2 separate regions of the Homo sapiens genome follow, and region 2 is linked to region 1. A link is a contact called in ENCODE Hi-C or POLR2A ChIA-PET data. All regions are on one chromosome and are shown on one strand. Each heading gives the region's core, a stretch centred on a gene start or an enhancer-like site at or near the end of the contact. The rest is flanking DNA. Distances are from core to core; before and after follow the strand shown.

Region 1 (5,109 bases), core at 1,030-3,529:
AGGAAAGAGTTTCTTAACCATTTTATATGTGTAGTCTTTTCTTTATTTTTCTTTTTTTTTTCCTTTTTTGAGACGGAGTTTTGCTCTTGTTGCCCAGGCTGGAGTGCAATGGCACGATCTCGGCTCACTGCAATCTCTGCCTCCCAGGTTTAAGCAATTCTCCTGCCTCAGCCTCCCGAGTAGCTGGGATTACAGGCACCCACCATGCCCGGCTAATTTTTAGTAGAGATGGGGTTTCTCTGTGTTGGTCAGGCTGGTCTTGAACTCCTGACCTCAGGTGATCCGCCCGCCTTAGCCTCCCAAAGTGCTGGGATTATAGGCTATGAGCCACCACGCCCAGCCATGTGTATTATTTTCTTAGGACAGAAATATACATGGATATATGCATTTAAAAGTCATCAGCATCATTCTTGTAGAGGAGCCTGAAAAAACCTTTTTTTTTGTTTTGTTTTGTTTTGTTTTGTGACAGTCTTGCTCTGTCGCCCAGACTACACTGCAGTGACATGATCAAGGCTTACTGCAGCCTTGACCTCCTGAGCTTAACTGACCCTCCCACCTCAGCCCCCCAACTCGCAGGGACCACAGAAAATTCTTTATTCGGAAAATTTTAAGCATTTTTACAATGTAGGAAGAACAGTATAATGAATCCCCATTACCTAAATTCAGCTTTAGTAGTTACCAACATTATGTCAATTCCAAAGGAATTTTTAATAAAAAATTTTTAAGGGACACATAATTGCCTCCCTTAATTTACAGATAGATGATTTGTTTTTCAGAAGAAATATATCAGCCTTATTGTACTTAACTTTAGTCCTCACAACCTATTAATTTCATCTGATCCCCAAAAGAGAAGTAAATAATTACATGACACGAGGGAGCAGAGATGACATGATATCTTCTGCCTCATTTAGATTTTCCTGATGGCCTCCTAGAGCACTAGACCCTTGCTATCTTACCTGAAATAGTTCAACAGCCTCGTTACCATATCCCAACCACCCACTCCTTACCACCTGCCTTACTACCATTATACTGATCTTTAATAATGACTTGAGGAGAGGAGAATCTCATTACATTTATCCTCTGTTTAAAACTTCCTTGGGGCCAGGCCTGATGGTTCACACCTGTAATCCCACACTTTGGGAGACTGACAGGGGGATCATGTGAGACCAGGAGTTTGTGACCAGCCTGGGGAACATAGCAAGACATCATCTCTACAGAAAAGTTTAAAAAATTAACCAGACTTGATAGTACATCCCTGTAGTCCTAGCTACTCAAGAGGCTGAGGCAGGAGGATCACTTGAGCCTAGGAGTTCAAGGCTGTAGTGAGGTATGATAGTAGCTATGTAGTAATGCCACTGTACTCCAGCTTGGGCAGCAGAGCAAGACTCTGTCTCTTAAACAAACAAAAAAACCTTCCTTTGTTCTTCCTTCCCTACCTATGAAATAAAACCCCAAATCATAGATTTTCATTCATAATCTGGTTGCAGCCTATCTTTCTAGCCTTCTCTTCCACTGTCTGTTTCTTCTCTACCATTTTAAGCTTCCTGGTATTCCTAGAATACGTAACCTATTTTAGGGCTTGTACTTACTTTACAGGATCCCATTTAGATACCAACTTGTGGATGAGGCCATTTTAACTACCCTAGAAAAAAGTAGTTTCTAAGTTTTTTTTTATTTTGTGTGTGTTTGTGTATGTGTGTGATGCCACTTAACTGAGTTATATTTAGTTAGCAGTGTAGGTTTACTGCCCTCCTCACTCTCAATTAGACAGTGATCTCTTCGAGAGCAGGAATTATATCTTATTCTTGTCTCTTAAATACTTCCTTAGTGCCTGCACGTAGTAGGCATCCAATAATGGTTTGTTGAATGAATGTATTCACACTTCTAGAATTTTATAACCTAATTTTAAAACAGGTTCTCTCCAGACAGGAAGAGTTAATCAAAGTTTGGTTTTGTATATTTTTCTCTCCCCTCCTTGAGGACTTTTGTTAAAATTTCTAAAGAGAGTCTAGTTCTATAGTTTTTTTCCTTAGGGGAAAATACACTTTGGTAAACTAGTATAGCATATCCATCTTCAATAATCCTATAGTTAAGGTAAGTGAAATCTACTTTCAGTATAATTTTTTTTTTGTTGAACAATATTGTTTTATTTTGTGAGTTAGAATAGATTTGTGCTATACAGCTTATAGTAGCCTTGACTAATTTTTGATATATTTCAGCTCATGGAATGCTGTGTAAATGCCCTGGTGACATCATTTAAAGAGACTATCTTAGCTGAGTGCCAAGGCATGATCAAGAGAAATGAAACTGAAAGTAGGTAAAACATCACATAAAGTTATCATAATCTTCTAAGAGGGTATCTTTGAAACAAATCACTTACTAAGTTGCTCTTAGTTAATTCTTTTCCACATAGGTATATGTGGAACTGTTAGAGTGAACTATACTTAAGGAAATAGATAAAATATTTAACACAGAGGCACTGCTAAGAGTATATAAACTTAAATTTTAAGCATTTTCCCTCTTAGCTATCAACATCTGTGTATGTGTATGGTGAATTTCTACTTTTTTCTCAAAAGCAAGACACTGCTTTTAAAGGCCAGTTTAAACTGGAAACATATGTTATAGATTAGAACCAGGTATTTGACTTTTGTGTGGAACCTTGTGATGAATCTTTTTAGAATGTAATAAAACACTCCCTGTTAATAGTCATCTCTGTCCCCCAAAATACTTTATAAGATTTCTAAAGGATTTTTTTATTACTTCAATGTTTTCTTAAAAAGATGTGTTTTGAGAGGTAGCAAGTATATAACAAACTAAAAAAAAAAATTGTACATATACCTACTACCCCAGTAAAACTGCTTTTAACATTTTTTTGCTTTTGTTTTTTAAATAACGTACTTCTACTGAGTTTCCAGGTTTTATTATATCTAACTGCAAGGTCCTGTTTAATCTCTAGTTGCATTTAAAGTGCATATTTCAATTCACTTAAGTTCATACACTTTTTAGGAGTAATTCAGTAGTAAAAAGCAAGCTGCTTTATTGGCGTAAACAAAATACTTGTATTCTGTGTGCCAGTCTAATTAGAGTTATGTCTGATCTATGTTGCACTCTTTTCAAAAGGATTTATTTAGTGGTAATCAGTACCGTGAGGTAGGGTTTTTGTGAAGGTCAATAAAATGGCATAACATGAAAAAGTGCTTTGTAAATTGAAAAATTATTTATGAATACAGTTTTATATTCTAATCTCTAATATAGTTGCTTTCGTAATTATTACTCATGTTTTTTACCTTTTGATGATATGGCTGTATATGTAGTATTACAACTACCTTATGAAATAAACTAATCTTGTGTGTAAATAAATATTCCTTTGCACTGAAAACCAAATGACTCACCTTTTCTTTTGAGACTGGGTCTCGCTGTGTTGCCCAACCTGGAATTCGATGGCACGATCACAATTCACTGTAGCCTTGACCTCCTGGGCTCAAGCGATCCTCCCACCTCCCAGCCCACTGAGTAGCTGGGACTACAGCCGTGTACCACCATGCCTGGCTAATTTTTGTATTTTTTGTAGAGGCAGAGCCCCACCTTGTTGCCCAGGCTGATCTCCACTGCTTCTGGCCAAATGACTGACCTTTTAAAGAAAGGAGTTGGGTTTTGCAGTATTTGATCACTTTTTTTATTTTTATTTTTTGAGACCGTCTTGCCCTGTCACCCAGGCTGAGTGCAATGGTGCAATCACGGCTCACTGCAGCCTCAGCCTCCTGGGCTTAGGCATTCCTCACACTTCAGCCTCCCAAGTATCTGGGACCAAAGACATGCACCACCACACCCAGCTAATTTTGTTTGTTTGTTTTTGTGTAACGATGGGTTTTGCCATGTTGCCCTGACTGGTCTTTTTAACTCCTGGGCTCAAATGATCCTCCCACCTTGGCCTCCCAAAGTGCTGGAGTTACAAGCGTGAACCACCACACCCAGCCTGATCACTTTTAATTCGATTTTTTTTTAAACATAATTTTTAGACTAAGTACAGTGGCTCATACCTATGATCCCAGCACTTTGAGAGACCAAGGCGAGAGGATTGTGTGAGCCCCGAAGTTTGAGACCAGCTTGGGCAACATTGGGAGACCCTGTCTCTACAAAATTACAAAAAACATTAGCCAGGCATGGTGACATGTGCCTGTGGTCCCAGCTACTCAGGAGGCTGAGATGGGAGGATTGCTTGCGCCCAAGAGGTCAAGGCTGCAGTGAGCCGTGATCGAGCCACTGTACTCCAGCTTGGGTGACAGACTGGGACCCTGTCTCAAAAACAAAAAAACAACAACAAAAAAACGAACAACTACTCCTAATGGCATTGTATCCACAGAATACTATTAACATTACAAACTTAACTAATGTTTCTCTAAACTCTTACTCTAGTAAATGAAATGATTACATGAATGTGTTCTCTCCTTCCAGAATTACATTTAATGTTTTCATTGATGGACAAAGTTCCTAATGGTATAGAGCCAATGTTGAAAGACTTGGAGGAACATATCATTAGTGCTGGCCTGGCAGATATGGTAGCAGCTGCTGAAACTATTACTACTGTAAGTTTTTTTTCAATGGCAATGATAGATATATATCAAGGCTATTTTTTAAATGTAGGATTATTGAAAATAGTGAGCGGTTACCAGAGGCTGGGGGTTGGGGGAGCAGAAGAGGTTGGTTAGTGGGGTATAAAGTTATAGTTCAATAGGAAGAATAAGTTTTGGTGTTCTATTACCCATTAGGGCGGATATAGCAAGTAACAATGTAGTGTATATTTCAAGATAGAAGAGATTTTTTATGTTGTTACCACAAAGAAATTATAAATGTTTGAAGTGATGGATATAGTAGTTACCCCAATTTGATCATTATAGTATATACATGCATTGAAATATAACATTGTACCCCATAATATGTACCATTATGTGTTGATTACAAATAAAAACATTAAATTTTTAAAAATACAGAATTGAAAATTGAAAATAGTAATTGAAATTACTATTTTCTCTGTAAAACAGGGAGCTGGGCAAGGTGGCTCACGCCTGTAATCCCAGCACTTTGGGAGGCCGAGGTGGGCAGATCACA
Region 2 (5,109 bases), core at 1,766-4,265, 140 kb before region 1:
GCTCATGCCTGTAATCCCAGCACTTTGGGAGGCCAAGGGGGGTGGATCACTTGAGGTCAGGAGTTCGAGATCAGTCTAGCCAACATGGTGAAACCTTGTCTCTACTAAAAATACAAAGATTAGCTGGGTGTGGTGGCCCACGCCTGTAGTCCCAGCTACTCAGGAGGCTGAGACAGGAGAATCGCTTGAACCCAGGAGGCGGAGGCTGCAGTGAGCCAAGATCGCGACAGAGCAAGATTCCGTCTCAAAAAAAAAAAAAAAAAAAGGAGAATGACAACTAAAACTAGATGACACTGCAGTGGGGTGGTGGTGAGGATGGTGGGGGTGGGGGCTTGGATTTAATAATTAGGATGTCCCTGACAGCCTTATCAAAAGCAGTGGTATATTAGGCACAGAGAGTATGTTAGGGGTATATAAGCCTCCTTGAAGACTAACTGGTAGATGAGAAATGATAATAGATCATCATTTCTGATATTTGAAAAGGAGAATGATGGAGGAGTCAACAATCTGAAGGGGAAGCGTAATGAAGAGGTGTTTTGCTTAGTTTTAGAATTGTAGATAATTGAGCATGTTTATAGGCTGAGGAGCAGAAGCCACTGGAGAAGGGGAGATTCAAGGTATAAAAGGTATGAAATAAAAGTCAACTGTTGGGAAAAGCCCCAAAAAGATAAGTGAAAGGGGATTAAACACAGCCAACACCAATTCCTCCAAAACAGCAAAGGAAATAGGGATGAATATCGATATAAGAATTTGGGATGTGCACAAGAAAAAAGTGGAATTGTTGAAAATTTTGTTTTGGTAAACACACACTTTTTTTTTTGAGACGGAGTTTTGCTCTCGTTGCCCAGGCTGGAGTGCAATGGCACAATCTCGGCTCACTGCAGCCTCCACTTCCCGGGTTCAAGCGATTATCCTGCCTCAGCCTCCCAAGTACCTGGGGTTACAGGCATGTGCCACCATGCTTGGCTAATTTTTGTAGCTTTTTTTTTTTTTTTTTTTTTTTGAGACGAGGAGTCTTGCTTTGTCGTCCAGGCTGGAGTGCAGTGGCACCATCTCAGCTCACTGCAACTTCTGCCCCCCAGGTTCAAGCGATTCTCCTGCCTCAGCCTCCCGAGTAGCTGGGATTACAGGCGCCTGCCACCGTGCGTGGCTAATTTTTGTATTTTTAGTAGAGAGGAGGTTTCATCATCTTGGCCAGGCTGGTCTTGAACTCCTGACCTTGTGATCCACACACCTCGGCCTCCCAAAGTGCTGGGATTACAGGCATGAACTACTGCACCCGGCCATTTTTGTAGTTTTAATAAAGACGAAGTTTCGCCATGTTGGCCAGGCTGGTCTCGAACTCCTGACCTCAGGCGATCTGCCCGCCTCGTCCTCCCAAAGTGCTGGGATTACAGGCGTGAGCCACTGCGACCGGCCTAAACACACACTTTTATTTATTTATTTATTTTCTTTGAGATGGAGTTTCGCTCTTGTTGCCCAGGCTGGAGTGCAATGGCACGATCTCAGCTCATCACAACCTCTGCCTCCCGGGTTCAAGCAATTCTCCTGCCTCAGCCTCCCGAGTGGCTGAGATTACAGGCATGCACCACTACGCCCGGCTAATTTTGTATTTTTAGTAGAGACGGGGTTTCTCCATGTTGAGGCTGGTCTCGAACTCCTGACTCAGGTGATCCACCCGCCTCAGCCTCCCAAAGTGCTGGGATTACAGGCGTGAGCCACCGCGCCCGGCCTAACACACACTTTTAAACTGTTTCACTTTTTAAAGATAAACCTTGACGTCACTATTACTCAATTTGAGGAAAGGCACAAGAAAGTAGTAAGATCTCACCAGAATTTAAGTTCTGCTTTGTTTACTTACATCATTAATCAGACATGAGCTAAGAGACCACCTGTTCGCTTTTTTCTGACTTAAACAATGGAGACCAAGGAGAGCTGAAAATTTCATGAGCTTCTCAACATTTCCCCGGCTTTTTTTTTTTTTTTTTTTTTTGCCACTGTCCCCAGGGTTGGAGGGCCCCAGAGGGTATGGGGATGATACTTGGCGTTTCTCACTCTTCTGTGGTACTCATAGCAGTGAAGAACAGACAGTGGCAGCACGCAGCAACAGCCAGAGCCCTTGCTAGAAGCACCCAGAACTGGCTGTGCAAATTTATTTCAATCCTGCCCAAAACTCCTTCACCTTAAAATGCCTTGGAGGTGGCTCTCATCAAGACAAGAAAGCAGGGTGTGGTGGCTCACACCTGTAATCCCAGCACTGGGAGGCTGAGCCTGGAGGATCACTTGAGGTCAGGAGTTCGAGACCAGCCTGGGCAACACAGCAAGACCCCATCTCTACAAAAAGTTAGAAAATTAGCGGGATGTGGTGGCCCCCGCCTGTAGTCCCAGCTACTCAGGAGGCTGAGGTGGATGGATCGCTTGAACCTAGGAGTTTGAGACCAGCCTAAGCAACATAGCGAGACCACATCTCTAAAAAAAAAATTTTTTTTTAACCCAGAAGAAAATTAGCCAGGTGTGATGGCTCACACCCGTGGTCCCCGCTGCTTGGGAGGCTGAGGTGGGCAGATCGCTTGAGGCTGCAATGAGCCGAGATCTCACCACATCAATCCAGCCTGGGGGACAAAAAAAAAAGAGGAATCAAAGCAATGACCCAAGTTATGGCCTCAGGGACTTCCAAAATCAGAGCCCTAATCTGACCAACCCGCCCTGACGCCTGTAAGAAAACGACTCTCACTTTTCATTGGCTGACCCTCCCGGAGTTGAGACCTTGCTTCATTTTCCTTGGTTGTTGCTGCTGTCACGTCTTCCCGCCACGCCCACTTTCCTGCCGGCGCCCAGTGAGCGTTGAGGGAGAGTGATTTGCAGCCGGTCAGGGGCGGGAGTTCGCGGCAGCAAACCTGCTTCCCCCTCCCACGCGCCACCGCCCCCGCCCCGCCCCCGTCCAGAGGCCCCGCCCCTAGCCGGGCCTGGCCCCGCCTCTCTCTCCCGAGAGGGCGGGCACCAGGCGGCGGCCGCAGCCGCAGGAATATGCTGGAAGGCGGCGGGCGGGCGCCCGCGAGGTGCTGAAAGGACAGTTCCCGCCGCCGAACTTAGCCCGCGGGTGGGGCGGCCCGGGAGCCAGCGGGGCACGTGAGCGATGGAGACCATCTGGATCTACCAGTTCCGCCTCATCGTGATCGGGGACTCCACCGTGGGCAAGTCCTGCCTCCTGCACCGCTTCACCCAGGGCCGCTTCCCCGGGCTGCGCTCCCCCGCCTGCGACCCCACCGTCGGCGTGGACTTCTTCTCCCGCCTGCTGGAGATCGAGCCGGGCAAGAGGATCAAGCTACAGCTCTGGGACACGGCGGGACAGGAGCGGTTCAGGTAGGGACCCCGGGGACCTTGGGCACCGCGCCGCCCCCTCAGCCCGCCCGGACGCCCCTTCCCCAGGCGTCCGCCCCGCCGGCCCTGGTCGGGAGAGGCTCTGGCCCTTCCCTCTCGAAAGTGCAAACACTCCATTCTCGCTTCCCCTTTGCCCCTCCTCTTCCAGGGACGACTTCCTCCTCCGCAATTTCTCACTTCTTTCTTTGGCGCCCATTTCCTGCGCCCCCTTTCCATCTTTCCTTTCCCGCCTGAACCGGGGTCGTCCTCGCCGCCCCCTCTTCCCCAACTCTTTCAGCCCCTGTGGGTATTTTTATCCCCTCCGGCTCCCCGGCTGCCTTCTTCCCAAACTCGGCTTCCCTGGCTGCGCACAGCATGACCCGACCACCCTCCTCCAAGCAGGCGCCCCTTTTCCTACCCTAACCCAGCGGCTCCCACGCTGTGTGGCCGGGGAGAACCGCGAGGGAGGGTTCCCAGATTCGTGATGGATCCTTTAGCTTCACAGCAAGGAGCGCTCCAACCCAGGTTCCTGCATGAGCTCACTGGGCATGGTTCACAGAGAGGTGGATGCGGTAATGGTTTGGGCACCTCACAGCACTGAATGTGGTCATCAGAAATACTGGGTCATGACCCGTGGGAATGGGTCTTGTAGGTTAACTAGATGCAACATCAGGGACACTGGCACAGCTGAGGGTGTGTGTGTGTGTGTGTGTGTATGTGAAGGGTTGAGTTGTCTTTAGAAGTTTGTCATGTTTGGTGGGAAAAAGACATATATTGAGATTCGCCAGGAACTTTAATTTTGCTTATGATCAGTACTTAACGTTCCAGGGTGATAATATTTCTAAAGACAGAAGGAGGGATCCAAATGAATAGTCTCCTCCTAAATATCCGCTGGGGACATGAAGGGTTTCACAAAGGCGACTTGTGTAAATAAAAAGTAAATGAAATTATATGCATTTCCTGAATATTTGAGATGGAAGCAGGTTTAAAGCAAATTTTAAATGTCTAGGATTCAAAGGCACTTCGTTTTAGAGGAAGATGGTGAAACTGATGTATTGTACTGTTCTGTTTCTTAAAGACTGCATTATCCATTGGAACTCATTTAAGGAAGCATTTTGCGTTAGTCAGCAAGTACTCTGCTTGTGAAATGCAGTGTTCCATGAGGGGACTTCCCAAACATGGCTTCCCCTCGCCCCCAGCCAGCATCACTGCGAATGAGATCAGCCTACATCTGTGAGAATGGTCCAACATTCAAAGTTTTGGCTTCCGTTCCTAGCAATGATGCTGATTCATAGAGATAATGAGTGAACTGCTTAGCTTGCTTATACCTTAGTTTTCGTGTGTGTGAAGTGGAAAGATGGTAAGGCCAGCGCTTCAGAGAGGTGTTAAAAGATTATTGATTGGATTTGTACAACACGTAGAATTCCATGAAAAATGTTTTTCCTTTTCAAGAAGCCTCCTTTTATTAAAATAATTTTTCAAATGTTTGATTCCTCATCTGTAAAATGAAAGTCGTCGTGATCTCTAACATTCCTTCCAGTTTTACCATTCTAAGTTGATTGCCAATTCCTTCACATGTGATCTCAATCAGAGGTAAACTTTGCGATATATCAGGCTCAGAAAAAAAGCATTTGCTGTTAGCTCTTGACCCCCCCTCTGAAGTGAATACAATAAAAACCTTTATGTCTTAAACTTCTAACAGCTACTTTGAGTTGCAACTACAAGACACATGGGTAATAAAATCTTATT

What was found. A loop is a pair of places that touch in the nucleus more often than their neighbours do. ChIA-PET counts read pairs that join two places held with the same protein, here RNA polymerase II (POLR2A). Pooled maps may share reads with other maps.
Region 2: a pooled map shows a loop between it and region 1 (2.3-fold over the local background). The contact joins the promoter of RAB39A here to the enhancer-like site in region 1. A Hi-C loop is called at or near these places in 1 of 50 pooled maps. POLR2A ChIA-PET finds 5 or more read pairs at or near these places in 2 of 52 experiments (Panc1 and WTC11).

What each region holds. Positions count from the first base shown.
Region 1 is chr11:108,067,877-108,072,985 of GRCh38, forward strand. CUL5 (cullin 5) reads left to right here. Exons shown (of 19, transcript NM_003478.6): 8 at 2,220-2,313; 9 at 4,456-4,586. Among named protein-coding and RNA genes, the nearest start is that of ACAT1, 51 kb to the right of the region's middle. Within about 2 kb of position 2,280, at least 3 of the 41 ENCODE cell types and tissues checked have a DNase peak (open chromatin) inside an H3K27ac peak, as active enhancers do.
Region 2 is chr11:107,925,433-107,930,541 of GRCh38, forward strand. RAB39A (RAB39A, member RAS oncogene family) reads left to right here and starts at 3,016. Exons shown (of 2, transcript NM_017516.3): 1 at 3,016-3,363. The coding sequence starts at 3,137. RefSeq lists silencers at 2,752-3,241, 3,272-3,491.